Linked DNA regions of Homo sapiens: all the other regions are linked to region 2. The links are chromatin contacts, found by Hi-C or POLR2A ChIA-PET in ENCODE. All regions are on one chromosome and are shown on one strand. The core of a region is the stretch at or near the end of the contact, and the rest is flanking DNA. Distances in the headings are between cores, read along the strand shown.

Evidence for each region. Hi-C counts contacts between places; a loop is a spot of excess contacts on that map. ChIA-PET counts read pairs that join two places held with the same protein, here RNA polymerase II (POLR2A). Pooled maps may share reads with other maps.
Region 1: a map of CD8-positive, alpha-beta T cell shows a loop between it and region 2 (8-fold over the local background). The contact joins the promoter of ZNF488 here to the promoter of MAPK8 in region 2. A Hi-C loop is called at or near these places in 3 of 168 maps with a recorded cell type or tissue (CD4-positive, alpha-beta T cell, CD8-positive, alpha-beta T cell and naive thymus-derived CD4-positive, alpha-beta T cell) and 9 of 50 pooled maps.
Region 3: a loop to region 2 is called in a map of B cell, with 6 times the contacts of the local background. The contact joins the promoter of TMEM273 here to the promoter of MAPK8 in region 2. A Hi-C loop is called at or near these places in 2 of 168 maps with a recorded cell type or tissue (B cell and naive thymus-derived CD4-positive, alpha-beta T cell), 3 of 37 single-sample maps with no recorded cell type and 12 of 50 pooled maps. POLR2A ChIA-PET finds 5 or more read pairs at or near these places in 1 of 52 experiments (endothelial cell of umbilical vein).

The regions. Positions count from the first base shown.
Region 1 is chr10:47,381,675-47,385,870 of GRCh38, reverse strand. ZNF488 (zinc finger protein 488) reads left to right here and starts at 1,578. Exons shown (of 2, transcript NM_153034.4): 1 at 1,578-1,651. RefSeq lists a silencer at 1,130-1,609 and an enhancer at 1,172-1,671.
Region 2 is chr10:48,304,290-48,308,318 of GRCh38, reverse strand. MAPK8 (mitogen-activated protein kinase 8) reads right to left here and starts at 1,642. Exons shown (of 12, transcript NM_001323329.2): 1 at 1,498-1,642. RefSeq lists a silencer at 1,062-2,011.
Region 3 is chr10:49,186,686-49,190,656 of GRCh38, reverse strand. It overlaps TMEM273 (transmembrane protein 273), which reads left to right and starts at 2,266. Exons shown (of 7, transcript NM_001288740.3): 1 at 2,266-2,363. The coding sequence starts at 2,321. RefSeq lists an enhancer at 278-437.

The sequences.
Region 1 (4,196 bases), core at 329-2,828, 920 kb after region 2:
AGAAGGACCAGGGGTGGAATAATATGGCCTGCCTCTGTTTCCCCACCCAAATCTCATCTTGAATTATAGTCCTTATTGTAATGCCCATATGTAGGGGGAGGGACTTACTGGGAGGTGATTGAATCATGGCGGTGGTTGCCCTGTGCTGTTCTCATGATAGTGAGTGAGTTCTCAGGCAATCTAATGGGTTTGTGAGGGGCTTTTACCCCCTTCACTCTGCACTTCTCTCATTCTTCTCCTTCCAGCCACCCTGTGAAGAAGGACCTGTTTTGCTTCCACTTCCACCATGATTGTAAGTTTCCCGAGGCCTCTGCATCCATGCTGAACTGTGAGTCAATTAAACCTCTTTCCTTTATAAATTACCCAGTCTCAGGCAATTCTTTATAGCAGTGTGAGAATGGATTAATACAGTCTAAAATAGATCTTTCTTTATATAACTTAAAAATTACAAGTGATGAAAAGCATTTGAGTTGGTTGGTTGTCAGTTTTTTCCCCCTCTTTTGGAGCTGTATTTAGTATAATAGAATATCTTAAATTAGTGGTCTTTTATAATAAATGAAATTGGGTGTACTTCGCCCCAGCATATTAGGGTTCCCTTGCTTCATGCCTTCCATGACAGTTGGTATTATTATATTTTAACATTTATGCCTAATGATTAAACATCTCCTTGTGGTCTTAATTTGCATTTTCTAATTACTCTAGAGACTTCGTCCTTTCACATGATTTTGGTCGTTAGTGGTTCCTCTTTGAAGTGCCTATTCATGTCTGTGTCCATTCGTTGCTTTGGGTGTTCCTCTCTTTCACACTAATTCATTAAAAGTATATATCCTGGATACTAATCCTTTATCAATTGCTGCAAGTATCTTCTTTCAGTGTGTGGCTTGCTTTTTCACTCCGTTTGTTGTTTTTTAATCAAAGTATAAGTTCTTAATTTTAACGCACTTTAACTGTCATTTTCCACCATGGCCCGAGTCGCGGAGTCCGCCTTCCTGGCAGAGCGTTGCGTGGTCACAGCTGAGGTCTGGGGAGCAGAGGCGGCGGGCGCTCCCGGGGGGAGCTGGGCGATTCCGGCGGGGGGAGGTGCCGATCGAGCGGCCGCCAGGCTGCTGGGGGAAGGAGGGCCAGGAGGCCGTGGGGGTCCTCGGCGCAGACTGGAGCCGCAGGCACCGCGCGCAGCCCTCGCCCGCATCGCCGAGGCCCCGCGGGCCCAGGAGCGAGAGGTCGGGCGCCCAGGACCAGAGGGCGTAGGCGAGAGCAGGCACCGCCTCCAAAGAACGCCCTCGCCCTCCCGCAGGCGATGGCGCCCGGCCCTGACCAAGCCAGCTGGGGGCATCTCCGCGGAGCTGAGCCGGGGAAGGGCCGGGCAGCCCAGAGGGTCAGAAGGGGGTTTTCTCCCGGGGTTGTGAGTTCTTTGGCCAGCGGCACCCTCCCCTGCCGGGGCCGCCCACCCGCAAGCCCCGCCCCGAAGGCTGGAGCTTCCCTGGGGGTGGGCGACGCCGAGACCACGCCCCGAAGGCGGGAGCGGCTTGGGGGCGGGATCTGGCCGCCCTCAGGGCTCCGGCGCCAAGTTCAGAGCCACGCGCAGTGCTCTTGGCCGGGAGGAGGCTGTGCTGCACCAGCACCTCTTGCTCCACATCTCCAGAGAGCCCAGGTGAGGCGCACCCTCCTGTCTGCAGGGACAGAGCCGCGAGCGGGCGCGGGCGGCGGGGTCCATCTCACTTCCACATCAGCCTTTCCCCAGGACAGGGTTGTTGAGTCCTGCCTTTGACTGTGGGGTCCTTTCCTTCCCAATGTCGCCAGCTTCCTCTCTCTCCCACGTCGTCTCCGAGTCCCATCCCCGTTTCTGTTCCCTTTCTCTTCTCTCACTTTTTCTCCTCTATCTCTTCTTTATTGTCTTCCTGTTTTCATTTTCTTCTGTGTCAGTCTCTCTCCCTCTCTCTTTTCCTCTCTTTGTTTATTCTTCTCCCCTACCTTCTCCCTCTCCCCCCTGTTTTTTCAGCACTCAAGAATTCTGCCTATGAATTTTTCTCCTAGGGTGACTTTCAGGCTGCAGTTGTTTTCCTCCCTCCCACTGTCTCTCCCGGGGTTTATCCTGTGTTGCTGTTATTCTCAGCCCGGGCTTGCGCTGGGCAGTAGGGTAAGAACCATGCATCAGCCCCAGATCCTTTCTCCAACAGATTATATCCAAAGATCTGGACATGTATCCTGTTCACTGCCTTTCCTGGGAAACAAAACAATACCAAATGATCACATTATAATGAGTTTTTAGAATGAGCTAAAAGAACATACCTGGTTTTAGAGACAAGGGGTTGATTGAATCCTTTCCTTGACATTTTGCCTTTACTAATAGACACAGACAGCACAGCAGGAAGCTAAGCCTTGCAGAAGCATTTAGGGGGCGTTCCCACCCACACCTGCCTTCTGGGCAGGCTATGCAATGCCAGGTGCAGGGGAGGGAGGGGACAGGATTCAGAGCAGGGTTGTAGGAAGACAGTGGGAGGCCAGGGCTTTGAAACATTTGAGGGAGCCTGGAAATAAGAAATTAACAGTAAATTTCTAAAATATGTAGTTGCCAATGCCACTGATGTACAGAAATGAAATTAATTACTCCTGAGGGAGACATTAGACATTTTATGGCAGTAATTATGGCATTTGAAAGTAATGATTTTATGTACATTAGATAGGAGGGCCAAGGGGAAAATATTTCCTGTTAGTATCAAAGATTGTCGTAGATGCATAAGGGACGAACTCTAGAAAATCAAGTCTCATTCTTTTTGAGGGATAAAATAGAACTATATCGAGGCAATTTTTTGTTTCTTGGTTACAATGTAATCTTATCAGAGATATGTGATTTAGTTTTTAATGATATTTTATGACACATACATATTTATATGTTCAAACACACACAAATACATAATATATATGCACTAAGTTATAAAAGAGCCCTTGTTTGTTTGTAAAGATCTTAATTACCAATAAAGGTTGAAGCTTTCACTTCTTGGAAATAAGTTAACATGATATTGTAGTTTATTATGACCTTTAATGAAAATTCAACTAATTTACTTTTGATTGATACAGAAATGGAAATTTGGCCGTAGATAAATCACACAGAATTAAACAGAAATTAAGTATGATGAAGGTGCATTGCAGTGTGTTCAGTGAAAGAATTTGCATATGCTAGATATTTTGGACAAATTCATAGGTATGTGCATGGAACTGTGATTTGTGAGGCTTTTTTCTGGTTTAAAAAGTTAAATTGCCTTTATATCTAATCCCTGATCCCCAACATATGCGGATTCTGGGGGGAGGGATAAAAGACTTTGCAAATGATTTAGAATCATCGTGTCTGCTTTGCTTGGCAGATTTCTTTTCAGACATCCAAGAGGTGGCAACTTTTGTTTGAAACATATAATCACACCAATTATTTAAAAAAAAAGACAAACTTAAATATTTTTAAACTTATTTTTCCTCATTAGTGGTCTGTGCCTCTATAAGAACATCATTGTCTTTTTATCCTTAGATGATGCTATTGTTGGAACCTGGGAAGGTCGGAAGGAATAGCTGAGGTAAAATCATGGACTTTTTGCCTGAAGGCTGCCAGTGGAATTGGGACCACTGTCTCAGGCTCCACCTTTATTCTCTAGTTGTATCAGGAAAAGAGCTGCTGTTCCTTGTGCTCTTGCTATCTGGCATGCACAGAGCCCTGTTGAGTCCTGTCCGTGAGTGCCTGAAGTGAAGATCACCATTCTTGTTTTACTTATGAAGAGATGGAGGCCCAGAGTGTTTGTCTGAGCTCAGGCAGGTAGTGGCAGGGTTGATTTGGAACACAAGTAGTGCCCTGGCGCCTGAGTGACCAGGGCTAATTCAGTCCCTTTATGTGACTTCCATGTTGCTGCAGCCCTGGCAAATATAACGTCTAAAATATCACTCCACACAGCACCAGCCACTGCCTATTGGCATTGTTTGGCAGAACACTGCTCCCTGTTCTATGTCCTGGCCATCCTCAGTCATATTCATGGCAGACTCTCAATCTGCACAGCAGGGCCCCATTGAAGCATTGGATCTGCCCTCTGCTTTCACTGGCCCTGCTTCTGCACAGTCTCAGACATCTGAGTGGATGATGAGATCACATCCACCCCTATGAGGGTCGACGTGGCCAAGTTATGTTGCACTAGGGCCACTCTCCCTGCTTCCAT
Region 2 (4,029 bases), core at 393-2,892:
TCATCAATCCGACTTTTATTGAACACTTACTATATTCCAGGCTAGGTGGTGGAGAAACAGATGCAAGACAGGCCTGCCCTCAAGGAAGTCCCATTTTGATTGCTTGCTTTTGTCAGGCACAGCACTAAACATGTTCACTTAGAGCATCTGACCTCCTAGGTTTAACGTTAACCACAGCAGGGGAATCTGAGGTAACCATTACAAATGACTGTAAGGCTGCAAGACTGGAAAAAATAAAATTTAGAAATAAATAAAAGCTGTTGTATATTTAGACCAAATCTAATTCTACTTCCTATTACACTTGAACTTCCAGATATACTGCTTAAAAAATGACCCAGAATATAACCATACCTTCCTTAACAGACATCACTTATGTAACTGTCTCATTTAAAGGTCCATCTATTATACTTCAGTCAAAGCATCCTCTTCCATGAAAGGATACTTTACCTTCACACCAAACCTCTTCATCTGAGTACGGTACTAAACAGCTGCTGAATGAATGAATGAATGAAAAAACAGATGTTCTAATTGCCAAGGAGGTACTTGCTGGATGCTTATCTCAAAACACAATGGACTGACGGACCAGAATTCTACTGGAAAGATCGCTGGATTTCAGAGGTAAAAATAGTAATCACTGGACAATGCCATGTAGTCAACATGTTATTAAATTCGCAGTAAAGACCAAGCAGGGAACTTTCAGAAATAAAAACGGAAAGTGTTCATCAGGGTACTTTAAAATGGACTTGGTTCTACCATCTCTGAATCGGGAACACAAATGCGAGACAAAGAGATGGGAGGGTGGGGTGAAAAAGTCAAAAGGTCACCACCGATGACCCTCAAGAGAAATGCGCGCTGACCACCGAAGCTCGGGCCAAGCTGGATGGACACCTCCCACCCGAGCCACGGGCCTGGGCTCTCTGCCCTGCAGCCCAGAGCTGCAGGCCACTCTGGCCCTTTTCAGCGCTGCTGCCTGCGTTCGCCCAGAACGTTAGCACAAAGAAAGCATCGAGAAGCAAAATACGGTCCCTATGGGCGCGGGGCAGGCTTGGGGACCTGCCGGCAGAAGCGCTCTCCCCGGCTCCCCGCCGCCCCGGAGGCAGCCAGGGCGCGGCGGGCCGCAAAGACACCTCCGTCCGACCCTTGCCGAAGTGTTTCAGAACTTGCCACCCACCCCCCCGCTCCATTTTCTTCTCCCGCCGCGGAGGCAGGACCCACGCGAAGAGGACGCGAGAGGACAGGCGGGCGGGGCTCGCGGCGGCAGGCGGGCTGGCGGGCAGCGGAGCGCACCCAGGTCCCGCAGCCCCACGCCCCCTCGGCTGGCCCCCGCCTCCGCGCCGCTATTGTTCCCGCGCCGCCCCCGCCCACCGCGCGCTCCCGCCCCCACTCCCAGGAGGGGGTTACGGCTGAGGAGAAGGCGGCGGCGGCGGCAGCGGCACAATAACATAAACACGACGGGGCCGCCTGCCGTCCCGGCCCTGCGGCGTCCGCCGCACTCACCCGGCAGCGCAGCGAACGGCGACAGGGAAGCCCGCCAGCGGGGACAGGGGCCGTCCGGGGTGGTCGCCGCGGCCGTTACCCAGCGCTGCTCGCGGCTCCGCAATCCAAGCCGCGTCGTCCGGCCTCGGCCGCTCGGCTGAGTAACAGAGACGCGGGCCGTCACCGCGCACGCCCGCGCACGTCATCGCGCAGGGCCCCGCCCCCGCGCCTCCCGAGCGGCCGGCGGGGCGGGGCAGCCCCGGGGCCCGGATTGCGGGGGCGGGGCCGCCGCCCGGGGACGGCGCTACTCCAGGGGTTACGAGAGGACTTGCGGAGGTCGCTTGGAGGCGGAGCCGCGGAGAGAGCCTCCGAGGGCTGTGGGTGAGGGGCGTGGCCTGGAGCGGGAGGGGCGGGCCCTGTGGCGGCACGTGGCGGCGCGTGGCCCCAGGGGACCGCATCTGGTTGGCGGCGGTAGCCAGGTCAGAGCTTAAGCCTTCGGGCCTCGTCGGCACAGGGTTGAAGGGCAGGTGCGCTTAGGCCTAACCTGCGCAGCGAACAGGCACCCCCTTCCGGTACACACACCTGAGTGATGAAGAGCTGGTTACCTTGACCGACAATATGTTCCATTCTGAGGACACCTGTCCGGGTCCCAGAAACCTACAGAGAGATAAGTGTTCTCTTCAGCTGCCCGGGAAAAGCTGCCTCCAGTTTTTCCAAAATCCACCTCCTCCGAGATTCCTTGCAAATCCACCTCTTCCCAGATTCCTTGCATTACCTGGTTTACTTCTGAGGCCCCACAAAGCGTGTAAATGTTACAGAAGCGATAAATTGACAAGTCCTTTAAATATCCAACAACGGGTGGAAAGGCGTTTGAACTACCTACACCATTCGGTAGAATACATTTTAGCAATTTAAATGCCATGTGTTCAAGGAATTCTTAACAACATAGGAACATGTTCACAATGTATCATTAAGAGAAAGAAGCAAGAAACAAGTCATATATAGAATGGTCCCACTTAGATACTATATATACACATAGAAAAAACCTGGAAAGAAATACACCAAATTATGTTAACAATGGTTCATCATTGGACTATGGAATAAAGGGTGACTTGGTTCTCGTTTATACTTTGGGTATTTTCTCATGTTTTCCGAGAGGAATAGTTATGTTCACAATCAGAAACAAGTAAGTTACTTTAATAATGAATATATAAATATTTGTTGAATAAATGAATGATTTCAGGTAAACTACTTTCCTATTACATGTGGGGCTGGCCTGTTTCTGGTGATTCTGAAAGGGAACATACAGATGATTATTCATTCATTCTCTTCCCATTTCCTCTCTCCCTCCCTCTCAACCTTCTTAATTTCCTTCCTGCCATCCTTTGTTCCTGCAATAATTATTTATTGCATGCCCATTCAGTGCCAGGCAATACAGTAGAGTTTACAGATTTAATCACTGTACTATGAAAGTAATAATAGTAAACGCAAAATTATCACTGTTTTATAATACAAATTGTTAAGGATACATAATACTATGAAACCAATTAATACACTAGTTAATAAGGCCAGAAAAGATTTCCCTGAGGAACTGTCACTTGAGCTGGGAATAGGTTTGACTAGACAGAGAATATTTTAGAGGTAGCTTTGCACGCAAAGGTCCTCTGATGAGATTAAGCAGGATAAGATGGAGAAATTCAGGAAAGGCCAGCTCTGCTGGAGGAGCAAGGAAGAAGGAGCTATGAGATGAAGTCAGGAAGATTGGTAAAGGGACCAAACGTAGGACATCCATATTGGCCATGTTGAAAATCTTTTTATCCTAAGTGCAATGGGAAGCCCCTGACATATTCAGCAAAGGGTGTGGCATGGTCAGAATAGCTTCTTGAAAAGATTCCTTATTGGAAAGAGCCCAGGTGGATGTAGGAGTAGCCTAGACGGTAAGAGGTGGAAGCTTGATCTAGGGTGATGGTCATGGAAATAGTTGATGGACATGGAAAGATCTGTGAATTATTTAGGAGGTCCAACGGGCAGAACTTGCACATTCTCCAAGTGATGGGTTATGTGGGGCAATGAAGGAGAGGGAGTCATCAAGGAAAACTCAAAGGTTTCTGGCTTGTGGCCAAGGATGGATGTTAGTGCTGGTTTACCAAGATGGGAATCTTGGAAAAGGACCAGACTGGCATTAAAATATCATGAGAGCAGGCTGTTTGGCTGTTTGAAGGCTTTTGAGATGCCCAAAACTGATGTTAAGTTGGTGGTTGGATATACAGAGCTGAGGTTCAGCTAGTTAAGAGACGAATCATTGACAGTGAGTGATTCCTTGAAGCCTTGGGATAGATGGGTCAGCCTAGGCCTGAGGAGAGGGCCTGCAACCAGGCTTGGGGAACTTCAGTGTTAAAGGGCCACAAAGGGGAAGATGAGTCTGTGATGAGCTGCCAGGGAGATAGAAGGATAACCAGGAGAGAGGTGTTCAAGAAGAAAGGGCTGATCAATAATATTAAACATAAGAGGAGGCTTGGAATCCTGGAGTAATAGAACCAGAAGTGAATTAGA
Region 3 (3,971 bases), core at 1,017-3,516, 880 kb before region 2:
AAATAGATGGGGTGAATTGAATTCTTCATTCAACAAACACCGCTAGGAGCCTGCACTGTGTCAGGTGCTAGGCCAGGTGCCCTGGGCCCTGCCCTCACAAGCTCCTGGGCCAGTGTGAGCCAGTGCCAGGAGCAGCCTCACGGTCAGAACTGGGCGTTCATTACAGGGGTACAGGGTGGGGCATCCGCTCTTCTGGGTGCATTGTGCCACGCCAACAAGACACACACCATCTTGCCAAGGTGCCGTGGCTGGGTGCCAGGGCATCTCGTGAGATTCTAGTTTACGGGGCGTTTTGAGCCTCTGCCTGTCTAAGCAGGGAGCAGACTGCATTTTCCAGACTCGGAGGCTACGGCAGAGTGAAAGCAGAAGTAGCTGCAGATGCTTCCCCTCCTGGGAGTATGTAGGACAGGTCGAGCTCCCAAGGATGTTTGGAGAGGTGTTTGGGAGCAGAAGTTCATGCTGGTGTTTAGGTTGACTCATCCCATGCGAAAGTATTTTGAAATCAGTTGCCGACATTTGAAACTTATTGATTTCATATAAAAACAGAACTGCCTGGTGTGGCTGGAAGCCCTGGGCCTGGCCTGAATGTAGCTCCACCGTCCCCAGCCACTGTCTACAGATTGTCAGGTCTGCACTGGCATTTTCTTTCAATACACTTAGAGGAAAGTGAAATATTTTTCTTACACATGTTCCCATGAACTGGGGCAAAATTAAGAAAACTCCACATATTCCAGGAGAAATAAGAGAGTATGTTTCTTGGTGCAGGTAGAAACTGATCTTAATTTCATCAAATGAATAAAGTGTGGACAGATGGAACTTGAAGGCACCCAGATGAAGCCAATTGCTTCTCTCATGACCAGCCTTCTCCTCTCATGTCCATTATTTATGTGAAACTCAGAAGGAGCCACAGCAGCCATGCAGAAGAACCCAGGGGGCATCTGTGGCACCAGGGCAATCGGACTGCCTCTGGCTGGACCTTGGCAGGGGATGGTACCTGTACACAGAGGGCACATGCAGCCTGAGGGGCATAGGCTGCCAGCCAAAGGCCTGGGTTTCGAGTCCAGCTCTCACATTTACTGCTGCGTGGACTTGGACAGGTTGCATGCTAAGATGGCATTGGGCTCAGTAGCAAGTGCTCACGGTGTTGGCTGCTACCGTTAGGGATTTGACTGAGGGAGCCCAAGAATGAAAAGAGCTCGATTTCTGCCAGCTCAGTTGGGTGGGGGACTCAAGACTTGTCATTAAGTTGATTTATATTTTAAAAAGTGACATTTCCTGCACATTTGGGTTTTTGGCTGAACATCTAAGCATTGTGACAACGTGCAGGTATAAAGGAGTACAGGAGCATAAGGCCTTCAGCCTGCTGGCTGAGCCTGTGTGACTACCAAAGTTCCTCCAGGCTAAGGACCTGGACATGGGGCCTGTAAACTTGGATGGGAAAAAAATTACATCTCTGTTCTCTAACCTCTAAGGAACACTTAGCATCTTCTTCTAATAGTAGTGTGGCAAACGAACCACAGAAACATTACCACCCAGTAACTTTATTTCTGGTAGGAATCACAGGTCTTTCCATCCACATTCCAGCTGTTACAGGTATCTCTCAATATCGATTCCATTTATCACCATGTCGAGATGGTGGTAGCTGTTTCATCTGCTGCCAGATCTTGCTATTTACTGTGTGGATAAATAAGCATGTATATTTCTACTTCACAAGTTTAACAAAATATTTTGATAACTGTGTGTTAATACTACTGATTTCTACTATGATCCTTATCTATTTTAGTTTGGGGATTTAAAAATCTTATTCTGAGAAGAGAGTGATAGGCATTCCTAGACTCAGAGGCTCCCATGGCACAAAAACAGTGACCGAGCTGGACTATTGGCTGGAGGGGCATTTCCTATTTCTGCTCCAAGGCAGAGGCTACTGCAAGGGCTGGACTGCAGGGCAGACCGGCTTTGCCCACATTCCTCTCTGAGACTTACTAGCATGGGTCATTAGGCAAGAAACCGCACCTTACCGAGCTTTGTTCCCACACTCTGTGGGGAAGATTATAGGAGAGAACACTGGGTATAATACCCCAGCATGTACAATGGGTCTAATCACAGCCAGCTTCTGGTGGAGTCCAGAATGACAGGGGCTTCCTTCAGCCCTGTCTTCAGAGAGGCTGAGAGGAACTGAACAGCCTCCTGGCTGTGACAGTGGTTTCCTTCCCCATCAGTCACGTGGGTCTTGTCCTGTCCCCAGAGCCTTGGGTCACATGGCTCATTGTGCCTGCGCTGCCAGCAGCCAGGAGCCAGGAGCCAAGAGCAGAGCGCCAGCATGAACTTGGGGGTCAGCATGCTGAGGATCCTCTTCCTCCTGGGTAAGTGGGGACTGCGGGGGTCTCTGGCCCGGGGGAGCCTCAGTGGGCAGGAAACTGGGGGAGCCTTAGCCCACTGGGGCTTGATCCCTAAAACATAACTCTGTCCCTTTACACAGATGATGTTTCTCACTTTGATCTGGTAGTGAGCAATGATCTTGTTTGTCTCATTCCAGCTGCAACTTACAAATGCTTCTGGGCTAAAGGAGAATAGGAAGGGTCATGGCAGAAGGAGCTTCGGGCTTGGGATCTAGAAACATCTGGGTGTAAACTGTGGCTCCATTGCTGATAAACTAGAATAAGCTTCTGAAACTCCCTAACTTTCTGAACCAATGAGATGGGAGATAATCATGTTTACTTTTTGGGATTTCAAGAGAGTTAAGTTAAATTTAATTAAGTCAAATCAAAATACTGACATAGAATGAGAACATGTAGGCATGTAGATACTGGTATACATTTAATGTTGAATCAGAATTCTCATGCAGTGAAGCAGACTCTTTGCTACTCAGAGGTATCTTTGTTTTTAAAAATTATCTTTAATGCATTCCTTGAAAGAAGGAAGAAAGGAGAGAGGCAAAGACTAAAACAAAGTAGGGCCAAATGGAGGAGAGAAATATAAAGTCAGAGAAGTAGACAGAGAGGAAGAAACTCAAAGAGAGAGAGAGAGAGACAGACAGAGACATAGAGAGATGGTTAGAAATATGCATAGATGGAGACAGAGATGGAGAGAGACACATGCCTTTACGAAGTCCCCTCTGATATCAACTGTTGTTTCCTAAAAAGGCAGCATACGTCCCTCATATATACAAAGACGTTCCTTCCCAGAACTTGCACTGGGCCGAGACTCAATGGGAAGCAGTCTGTCTCCAGATTAAATCTTGTGTCTCCAGACCAATAGGTTGTATCCTGAATGCGGGCAAAGTTAGTGCTGTGGGCAGGTTTCCATCTAAAGTCTGCACTAAGCAGGGGAGAGCAAAGACTTTGGCCTTGGGAGTCAGCATGTCAGACAGACAGCCAGCCACATCATCCATCAGTTTACACATGGAAACGGGCCGTTGGCAGTGACTGTGAAGGGATGTCAGGCACCAGCAAGCAGCGATTAAGGGTGTGCACGGTGGTTAGATGCAGTGTGCCTGCCCAGAGACGTGGTGGAAGGTAAGAGAAGTTGTAACCCTTATTTCTGCTTTTGACTTACCTAGATAAACAAACTAGTCTGTCCTGGTACAAAAAAAGGAAGTTAAATTTAAGAAATCCAATGAAAAATGTGCAAATTATATAAACAGGCAATTCATTGAAGAATCACAGACAATAAAACTTTAAAATGTCCAGTCTCACAAATAATAAAAGATCTAACACCTCCTCGCATTTTTTAGTGTGTCGATGTGCTGGGTGCTCTGCTGAAGATGTTACATGAGCTCATTTGGTTCCCACAGCAACTCTGTGCAATAGGTGCCACAATTACCTGCATGTTATAGATAAGGTTTTAATCACTGGGCCAAGGCATCACAGCTCGTTTCTGCTTTCATATACTATTGATAGAGGTACACAGTGGTTAGGAGTGGGTATCCAGTACGAGACTCCTTAAATGTTCATCCCTGTTCTGTTGTTTAC